Linked DNA regions of Homo sapiens: region 1 is linked to region 2. The links are chromatin loops, found by intact Hi-C in ENCODE. Cell type or tissue: thyroid gland. All regions are shown on one strand. Links, peaks and the distances in the headings refer to the core of each region. The heading gives the core; the rest is flanking DNA. Region 1 has its middle 46 kb from the start of SLC28A3-AS1. Region 2 overlaps SLC28A3 (solute carrier family 28 member 3).

Region 1 (5,384 bases), core at 60-5,059, 51 kb before region 2:
ATTTTACTTGAAATGTGCTCTCTTCACTTCAGATTTGTTTTTTCATATCATTAAACATTCTTTTACAATACAGTTGATGATGTCTTGGTATGTTTTTTGTAGAAATGACACAATTCATTTAAATAATTCCCAATTGTTCAACACTTAGACTGTTTCCCAAAGTTCTCTATTTTTTCCCATTTTTGCCTTATGTGCATTTTGAAGCAGGGCTCAGAGCTTTGACTTACCTCCAAACAGAGCCAACTCCACTGTGAGTTAGAAGACATGAATGTTTCATGGAGAAACAGAAACTTAGCCATTTGATATTTGTGCTTTGTACCCATTCTCCTTTCCAGACACTGGCCTCTTCTCTCTTTTTTTCTCTTTCCCAGACAGTTTCTAAATGTCCCTTATGATGTCCAGAGTTGAGAGTCATTCATCTCTGTACACTCAGCAAAGCAAAAAGTTCTGCGGTCAGCAGAACGAACCATCTTGACGTAGCAGTTCAGGGACCATCGATTTTAACTCATATGTCCCTTGAAAGGTTCACCAAATAATTTATCAAAGTATTATGGTTATTTCCTTGAGATAAATTCTTAGAGGTGGAACTGCTGGATCAGAAAGCATAAAAAAGGGAATGTTTTCGATGACTTAGGAACAAGGGTGTCAGGTGTGTTGATTTGCTTTCTGCCAGTGCTCTTGAGAGAATGTTGATTTGACTGCAGTCATTAACTAGCTGAGATTTCGAGTAGAATTCCTCTGGTTCATTTGTCATTCTATTCCCTGTCACCGTACTTGGCAGTAGAGCATCAGAGCTCTGTCTGGGAAGTACAACCACTATGAGTGGTATGAATAAGGGATTTGTTATAAAGCTTAGACTTTATGCAACTGTGCAAGGGCTAAGCAAGTATAGTTCTGAAAGGAGATTGGGTAGCATCATAGAAAAATCACCAACAAGGGGCCATGAAGGGGAGCTGTGGTTGGCCTGAGGGAGTTGTAGGTCAGCAGGGCAGGCAGTTGGGAAGAAAAGCTGGCTGTGAAGCAGAGGGAAATAGTCAAGTAGAACGCAAAAGGGCAAACTGGAGCCTGAATCTGTGTTTCACTGATGTCTAACTCCAGTGGTGCTGATGACCTATCAAACAATCGGTGCCTTTTGCTATGGAGCTGTGCATGTGTCTGGCCCAGGACTAGTTGAAGCTGAAGGAGTTGATCTAGTGGGAGCTGAAGGAGCTGTGTGCCCTGCCTCTGCCCCATGCTAACAAGACTAGCCAGCAGATCAGCCCCTGGGGCCTCCAAGGCACTTAAAGCATAACGGCTGCTGTTATGTAGCTTCCAAACCGCATGCAAATCTTCCTTGTGTGCAATCCTCACTTGGAACCATCTGGGGAAAGGACTTTTGGGAAGCATAGCTCCAGCTTAGCTAAGTTGACAGAGTAAAACCACCACAAGCAGTGCCTGTAGGACTCAGTGCCAGGACAGAAAAGTGAATTCTAGTGAAGATAGTATTTACTATTGCCTAGGGAAGCTTACAGAGGTAGCAAAGCCAGAAAAATTTTGCTGATGTGTTTTCCTGTAAGGGAAGAAGTTTCCCAGAAGGGAAAACAAGCTCAACACTGAGGAGAGAATTCTGCAGAGAAATGTTATACTTTCTCCCATGAGAGAAATTACTGAACCAAATATTCTCAGGTCTTTTGGTAGAGGCATTGATGAGCCAATCAGAGAAGGACCATGTGTTTGTATCATTTCTCTGAAACAGACTTAGGAAGTAATCTGAGCTAACCTATGTATAAAAATCTCTGTAAAGGACATGAAAATACCCCCAATCAATAATTAGAAGCTATTGTTATTGGAGATGCTGCTAATCTTGTATCATGAAGAATTTATACAATTACAGAAGTTGAACTTGTCTGTAGCAGCAGTCCTCTTCAGAACCCAGAGAACCTATTGTATTTTATTGCACTTATGGGATATTTGTCATATGTTCCAAACACAGGCAATAAATTATAATATTAAATAATTCAAGCCAGGCATGGTAGCTCACACCTATAATCCCAGAACTTTGGGAGGCTGAGGTGGTGGACCACGTGAGGCCAGGAGTTCAAGACTAGCCTGGCCAATATGGTGAAAGCCTGTCTCTACTAAAAATACAAAACTTAGCTGGGCATGGTGGTACACACCTGTAATCTCAGCTACTTGGGAGGCTGAGGCAAGAGAATTGCTTGAACCCGGGAGGCGGAGGTTGCAGTGAGCTGAGACCATGCCACTGCACTCCAGCCTGGGCTGGAACAAAAAAAAAGAATTCGAAATGGTAGTAGTCAACTACTGAATCTCACTGCTTTGGAAGAGACCTCCAGTGGTAAACTTGAACATTTTCAAAATTTTCCTGTTTATGGCATAATTTTTTTTTCAGCTTTATTGACAACAGTGGCAGTGTCAGAGACAGCCTGATAAAAGACAATGAGGGGAGGCTCAGCCATAATAACGTAGGTGGTGGAACTCAGATGCCTCTATCTTTGTATCCTTGTTCTTATTGTGGCTATCGGTCCCCACAATACTTCTAGTCTCAGTCAGGACCGATATTCCTGCCTATTGCACTGCCTGATTCTTTGATGTTTTCCAGACACATTTTGCTCAATATAGCTGGGTTTTATCATGAGGAGTCCTTTAGAAAATCCCCAAAGGGGGTCAGACATTACTGGTACAACTCTGGAAAGATCTTTTCCATTCTAACAGCAAAAGATGAGAATTCCAGATTATCACCACTGCTCTTAGGTGAGATACACTGACCAGAGTTCTGCTTGAAAGTGACCCTAGACTGGGATTCAAAGACACCTTCCAAAACCACACCACCAAACCGAGCCACCAAGGGAGCTGCTCCTCCACAAGTGGGAGTTGCTGATCCAGGCAGCTGCCCTACAGCTGCAGCCTTTCTCCAGCCTTTCCAACAATTCTAAGAGCACTTTATATCCTTAGCAACTCCTTTGCATTTAAACTAATTTAGGTGGATACCGTTGTCTACAGTAAGGGCCCTGACTAATAAAGCAATTGGCCCTAGAATCTGAGTAGAGGAAGAGTTGGTTTTTTTTTTCTTTTTCTTTCTTTCTTTTTTGTATTTTAAACTTCACTAGCAGGAAAGAGTTGTTTTTTTCAATCCTGAGAGGGAACTAGGTTGATGGAGATTAAGGAACACAGCAGAAAGCACCTGCTTTGACATAATTTTCTTTCTCCCCGTCTTTGCTTTCAAACCAGCCATCCTGACCCTCAATTCACTGTTTGTTGTTGAGTCCTCCTGAAAGGTACGAGAAGCAGCTGCCACTTGCTGATATACTCTATTTTTTTTTTCTTAAAGCTACTAATCTGGTTGGCACCTTTCATCAAACTCCTACAAAGTGAGCCTCTGGGACCACCTGGATCTGTCTCTCTTCTGGCCCAGAATCTTTCAGACAACCAAATCTCCTCTCTTTTGGGCAGAGGATAATGTCTGAATATTCTTTTGCTTTGATTGACAGGAAATAAAGGGCACTTGAAACAGCAGGAGCTGCCTCTGGAGCTGGGTCCAGGGTTTGGTGGGGCCTGAAGCTTATGTAATTCTGGGGCCTCCTTGAAGAAAAATAGTACAAAACTACAAATACAAAATTAGTGATCAAAGTGGATCCTTAGGATTGGAAAAGAAATCACAACAAACTACAAATTTTAAAAAATTGAAAAATAACACAAGCTTCAGAAAGTGCAGAAAATAACTGAATAGGCTGATAACAACTCTACAATACTTTTTCCCCCTATGTTTTTAGCTAGATAACTCATCGTAAAGACCACAAGCAGAATTACCAAATTCATTAAAATGAAGCAGATGTGGTTCCCACGTTGCTCCATTGTCTGTACAAATTGCATTGTCCTTTCAATATCTTCCATCTTTCTTCCTTTGTTTTTCCATTTTAGAGTGGCCAATTCTCCTAATCGTCTTGATCTTTTCTATTTTATTTTTTCATGTATATTTTATCAGCTATTGTGATTCATTTTATGGATTTCCATGATTTTGACCACTATAGGATTTTAATATTTTCTTTAATATCCATTATCTTATAATAGCAAGACAACTGTTGACGCTTTGATTTTGCTAAATTTCTTTTTTCTTTTCCTCTTTTTCTTTCTTTCTTTCTTTATTTCTCTTTCTTCCTTTCCTTTCCTTTCTTTTTTTTTTTTTTTTTTTTTAAGATAGAGTCTCACTCTGTCACCCAGGCTGGAGTGCAGTGGCGCAGTCTCGGCTCACCGGCTCACTGTAACCTCCACCTCCCAGGGTTCAAGCGATTCTCATGCCTCAGCCTCCTGAGTAGCTGGGATTACAGGCATGCGCCGCCACACTTGGCTAATTTTTGTGCTTGTAGTAGAGACGGGGTTTCACCATGTTGACCAGGCTGGTCTGGAATTCCTGACCTCAGGTGATTTGCCCACCTTAACTTCCCCAGGTGCTGGGATCACAGGCATGAGCCACCATGCCCGGCCTAATTTTCATTTTTCAATTTACATTATTGACTTTCGCCAAGATGTTTCCTTCCTGCTGTATTTATTTTGGTATAATCAGTAATTCTGAACACAATATGTAAAATCTATAAAATTAATTTGAAAATAAGTTCCACATGACTGATTCAGATGCATTTTGAAATTGCCACTAAGTTGAATAGTGTTACGTAGTTAGGTAGTCAAATTACATTTAGACTACATCCATTGGTCAATTGATGAATATGTGTAGGAGTTTTGTTGCTGGAGCACTAATTTCTTCTTTTTTTTCCAGGCCATTTTTGAACATTAGTGGCAAATTTGCATGCCATCTCATCAGGAACTGTCAGACTTTGTTGGGATAGGATACATAGGATATGCTAAGATACAATCTGACACCTTGGGATGCTTTAGATGTAATATCTCACACAGCCACTGTTTGTACCACTGTTTGTGCCCCCAAAATGCAAGAATCCTGATAAATTCCATTTTGCACAATTTCCAATAAACACACAAAAAATTGTACGATAGATTTATTACTGTATCTGCTGCACTCAGTATTCCTAATAAGAGGAATTTGACCAACAGTCTTCTGCTTACAGTTTTACACATCTGATGATTAGAAGAATTTCTTAGATTGGCTTCTGGCTATGAGAATCTCAGTCTTTGTTTTTCCTCCAATACCCTCATCCTTACAGTGCCAGGTGCTGTGGGGCCATTCCATTTCCTGGCAGTGTCTGGCCAGCAGCCTCATGCCATGTCAGGTGTATTAGCACAGCAGACAGTAGGAGTATTCCTGGAAGCCATCCTTACAGAGGATGGTTAAACCATACAGGATGTGACTGTGAAGCATGTAAGTATGTCTCAAGCTAAACCCAAGCTATATGTATTGCCAGGTCCCCTTCAAT
Region 2 (5,384 bases), core at 68-5,067:
TTTGCCAAAAGGCTCAAAGGCTCATTCTCCACAGAAGAAAAACCTCCTAAGTTTCATCCAAAGGGCTATTTATTGAGGTCATGGCAAGGCAAAAGAGTGGCAGGAGGCATAGACTAAGGAGATGATGTGCAACTCAACTGTCACCATCTACTTCTATGCCCGTGGCAGACACCACTAAGAAATCACAGCATTCTTCCACTGGACTTCCAATGGCTCTCAGAATCCTTCTCCAGGTGCCCATCATAAACCTATTGGCATTGGCATGTAAGGTGAAGCCTACAGGTCACCCCTGGGCTGGGAGAAGCATCTGTATGTTTGAGAAAATTTTTCCTGAGGTCAGTTTGGGTGTGCAAGGGAAAACTATATTGCAGACTAGAGATTAAAAAAATAGACCCCAGAGGACTCATGACTGTTGCAAAGGCCTTTGTTTTTTCTGACATAACAGTACAGAGCAAAATGGGGATCCAAGTATGTCTATGGCACATCTGTGTTGTTGAAGAATGTTCTTTTCACTTACTGAGTCCGCCGATCACGATTCCTAGGGACCCGATATTGGCAAAACCACAGAGAGCGTAAGTGGCGATTATCTCAGAACGAATCTGTAAGCAAGCATAAACACATATGTATACACAATCTGAGCTGGCTTAACAAATCTGACATCCAACTGGGCTTCATTTTGACCATAAATTCAATATTGACAAATAAATGCACAGTCCATGGTATCAAATACCCATTACTCCCTAGACCTCTTTTACCATCTCCACTTGAATTTTGTGGGAAGATGGAAGGGGGCTGTGTGGACTCAGTGACTCTCTACAAAGGGCTTATGATTGGTAGCCTTGGCTTCTACAAATGCTGCTTCCTGGTCAATAATACCTTCTAATATTCCATATGACCTGGCCATCTGCTACAGTGTGCCAGGGACAGGACTAGTTGCTGGAGATAAAAAATTGGTCCCAGAAAATATTCACATTACATTTACTTGAAAAAGGACTTATTCAGACTATATAAAAAACTGTTATAACTCAATAAGATGACCAACAGCCAAGGAAAAATGGATGGAGATTTGAATACTTCACAAAAGCTATGCAAATAACAAAAAAGTACATGAAAAGATGTTCAACATCATTGATCACCAGGGAAATGCAAAATAAAGCCACAATGAGATACTACTATGCCTCCACTAAAATTAAAAAATACAAAGTGTTGACAAGGATGTGAAGTGACTAGAAGTTTTATACACTGCTGGTGGGACTGTAAAATGACACAGTCTGTTTGTGAAACAGTATGGAAGTTTCTTCTTAAGTTTACTTGCTCTGCCTGAATGACCCAGCAATTTTTCTAGGAGAAACAAAAACACATGCCACAAAAAGATTGTACATAAATATATATGGCAGCTTTATTAAATAGCCTCATGCTGGAAACAACTTGAATGTCATTCAGTAGGCAAATGGATAAACAATTGTGGATACCCATAAAAATGAAATGCTGCTTTGCAATAAAAAGGAAATACATGCAAAAACATGAATGCTAAGTGAGCACATGTATATGAAATTCTAGGGCTGGGTGCGGTGGCTCACGCCTGTAATCCCAGCACTTTGGGAGGCCGAGGCGGGTAGATCACTTGAGGTGAGGAGTTCAAGACCATCCTGGCCAACATGGTGAAACACTGCCTCTACTAAAAATACAAAAAACAAACAAAAAAAACATTAGCCAGGCATGATGGTGTGTGCCTGTAATCCCAGCTACTCGGGAGGCTGAGGCAGGAGAATCACTTGAACCCGGGAGGCAGAGGTTGCAGTGAGCTGAGATCGCACCGTTGCCCTACAGCCTGGGCGACAGAGTGAGACTCCATTTCAAAAATAATAATAAAAATAAAAGAAATTCTAGAATATGCAAACATAATTTACAGTGAAAGACTGGCTATTGGTTGCCTGGGACTAGGTCTTCGGATGGGGATGGGAGTGGGGTTGTTGACTACAAATGGCCATGAGGAAAACCTTTTTTTTTTTTAAAGGTGTGACAGAGATGATAGTCTATATGTCGATTATAGTTGTGGTTACACAGGTGACATCAAAACTGAGCCCTTAAGTTGGTATATAAATTATAATTCAGTGAAAAGGATATAATTTAAAAATAATTATGTTAGTAAAAATGAAATTCTCAGCTATCACAGGAGCTTCCTTATAGTCTGGCCATGGTGTGTGTACCACAACTCTGACCACTCCGTGGGAAAGTTAGGATGCCCAGTTGGAGGTAGGAGAAGGAACATCCCTTTCACGGGGCAGTCAGAGGATGGAAGATGAATTCGTGAAAGCAAGGGCGTGGCCCTGTGACTCAAGAGATGCTGCTTAGGCCAGACAATTTTTCCTCAGTTTGAGGACTGACTATAGGAAGCTCAGAAGATTCCGTGTACTCTGTTGTTCACCAGAGGCACACCCAGTCTGACAAAGGTACCCACGTGACTGAAGCAATACTTTTCCAATATTCTCAAAACCCTATGATTTTGTTCAAAGAACAAACCGAGCAATGCTACACTCATTCAAGACTCAAGTGGCCATGGTAAGATTTTTGTTGATTCCAAGGCCCCTCTTCTCTCTCATGGTTTCTGAGAACTCTCCTTTGTTGATATTTTCCATCAGCGCGCATATAGCTGACAGGAAAAAAATATTTCAAGTAGGTATGCAGTCTACCCTTCCTGGAAAAGCTGTCCTTGTTCCCCACTTTTATTCTAGTGCTTTTCATTTAGTTCAGTTCAGCTGGCTTCAAAACCAGGCATGCTTATTAAGAGATTGTGGGGAGAAAGATGACATAAGGAGCTTCAAACTCCTCTTTCCCCTTTCCAGGGATAACTGAGAAGGGGATACACAGATGTGGCCATGATGGGTTTTAGAAGAGAAAAAGGAGTCTGGGATAATTCCAGGTTGACTTTGCCCACAAATGTGCAAGATGATGTGATGAAAAGAGATGCACCGTACTAGAAAAATATTAATAACACACCTCACAGCTCTCCTTGTGTCTGCACAGGCAAAGATGCCATACGTACAGGATGGTCATTTTAACACTATCTATCTCTGATAGTGAAAAAACAGATAACTGCTTATCAGCATGGGACTGGTTAAGATGAATTACGGTGTGCTATACAATAGAATACTATGTCACAGGCACTGATGTGGAAAGGTACCTGAGACACATTATTAAGTGCAAAGGACAAGGTTAAAAACAGTGAGTATACGTTCCAGGGAGAAGAGGTCCAGAGAAATAAGAAGGATGCCTTACTTTTTCCTTTATCTTTTTTTGGACCTTTTGAATTCTATACTATGGTATGTGTTACATGTAAACAAATGAATAAAAACAGGCAAAGTATTATCTTTAGGAAAGAGAAAGTGATGCAATAAGGGGCTCATACTAGGGGCATGGGGGCTGCATAGTACTCTCCCTCTTATCTCAGATGGAGGTTGGCATGGGCATAATTCAGTGGATATCACTGGGGTTTTGCCTCACGGACCCACATGGTACGTTCTGTTCTGTGGCACCTTTTCCAGGAGACTGTTGGGATGCCCTTCTCCACTTCTAGGTTGTGAGCAAAAATTGCTGGGACTCATCTGCATTTTGTTGATTGCAAATTAGAAATTTGGAGAAACAAAATGCCTTTCCCATCATGATTCAACAATAGCAGAGGCCACTGAGCTCCTGTTACCAAATGTTCTCTCTGTGCCTGCCTTTGGTTGGGCTCACCCCTAAACTCAATCAGCTCTACTGTTCTGTCTCTACCCTCGTAATAACCTTTCCACAAAATTGCTTCGTGCTGCCAGAACGCAGAGCCCGGTTTGCTCATTAACAAAACGATTCTCTCCTGGCAACTGGCAATTGGGGATAGAAAACATTTCACTTAATTTAGCCTATTGTTTACTTTTGGCAGGGAAACAAACTGGTTTTGGTGGCATCTAAACAATGAGGATAATTGGCCAAGCTTTACTGGGAGGTTAGTTGAAGAATGAACATGCGAGAACAGGGAAATCTACAGAGTCCCTGCTCATGTCAGATGTGTTGGGTCAAAATGCCCCAGCTGTAAAATATAAATCAGTGCTCCCCAGGAGTGGGCTGTTATATTGATGTGCTATGTGGGAGTAAATCTGCAGGCTTGTTCTTTGGGAAGCTGGGAAGGATGGTAGTGTTGTTTGTGGGTGAGCAGACTCAGAACCTTAGGCAGGCTGCTTTTCCTCCCCTTTCATTTTTAAACCAAATACATGCCTGGAACATTAATTCCAAATGGATTGTTTCAATGAGTACTAGGGGTGCTCAGGAATGTTCATCATTTCCTTAAGAGTTTCCAGTGTGACAATTCTGTTCTCCAGGGAAGAAAGTTGCAAACTCAACTACAAACATGACCTCACCTGAGTTCCTCATCCCACCAAAGGCCAGGCAGATGTGAATGCCTCCTTGCAAGCTATTGACCTGAAGTCCTGACATAATTATGGGTGCTTGTCTCAAGGCTTTCAGATCACAGACTCTGAGCCTTTTCTCTCCCTCATCCACGTGGAGAGCAGTGATGATGCTACACTAACTCTCGAGGATGTCCAGGCATGTTACTTTTGGACAGTTTCTCAGAGCTCACAGAATCCATTAAGTTCAAAGGGAGAGTGCTTTAAGATCACTAGACTGTTAGCCACTAGACTATGAGGCCAGGGGCCCCATGACTTGCTATGGCCTCAGTACTCAGCGCATTGCACATAAAAGGCATTCAAAAAATTTTGGTTGATTGATTGCAGTCCCAGCTCATGTGACTCTGGGTCTGTGTCCACAGTCCTCAAAAGTAGATGATTATAGTGGCAATGATTAGCTGTGTCTACACACACACGCACACTCTAATTCAACATAACTGAAAGTTAGGAAGTGCTATGTACATTATAAGCTCCATGAGCAATGGATTTTAGGTTGTTTTGCTCTCTAATCTATCCCAGGTGCCTGGCATAGTGCTTGACACACAGAGGCATAAGTAATAGACGAATGCAGGTATGTGATGAAGAAATGTACTGAGAAATTAAAATATTTACTCACTGATATATATTGCTGCACACCGTTTACAAATTTGGGTCCACCTTCTTTCCTCAAGTGGATCCATTTTGAGAGGTGCTCATAAGCCACAAATTCATTGAAGAAGGTCTTATAACCTATGAGTCTGGCAACCATAAAGCTGTCCTGCCATTCCACTCCCATCATGAAGGAAAAGGGCATGAAGATGTAGGAGCAGATTAGCTACAGAAACCAAAAGTAGACACTTGATTAGAATAGTGATTTGCTTTCAGTTTTGCCTCCTCAGTGACAACACTGTTCCTGACCCCTCTGTCTCCTTTAGGCAAAGAAATTCCTTCTTCCCTTGC

Evidence for each region. Hi-C counts contacts between places; a loop is a spot of excess contacts. Peaks named below come from ENCODE experiments on the same cell type or tissue, not always from the same donor. Only the 100,000 strongest peaks of a DNase experiment are listed, where the experiment ranks them.
Region 1: it touches region 2 in a loop (7-fold over the local background); 1 of 110 quality-filtered maps calls a loop at or near these places.

Annotation. Positions count from the first base shown.
Region 1 is chr9:84,229,713-84,235,096 of GRCh38, forward strand. No RefSeq gene overlaps it. Among named protein-coding and RNA genes, the nearest start is that of SLC28A3-AS1, 46 kb to the right of the region's middle. In thyroid gland, for the core only: no CTCF peak of the experiment used is centred there; no DNase peak of the experiment used is centred there; H3K27ac peaks cover 1,766 bases.
Region 2 is chr9:84,280,284-84,285,667 of GRCh38, forward strand. It overlaps SLC28A3 (solute carrier family 28 member 3), which reads right to left. Exons shown (of 18, transcript NM_001199633.2): 14 at 5,062-5,259; 15 at 518-599. All of the region lies in intron 1 of SLC28A3-AS1 (SLC28A3 regulatory antisense RNA 1), which reads left to right. Among named protein-coding and RNA genes, the nearest start is that of SLC28A3-AS1, 4.8 kb to the left of the region's middle. In thyroid gland, for the core only: no CTCF peak of the experiment used is centred there; no DNase peak of the experiment used is centred there; H3K27ac peaks cover 1,140 bases.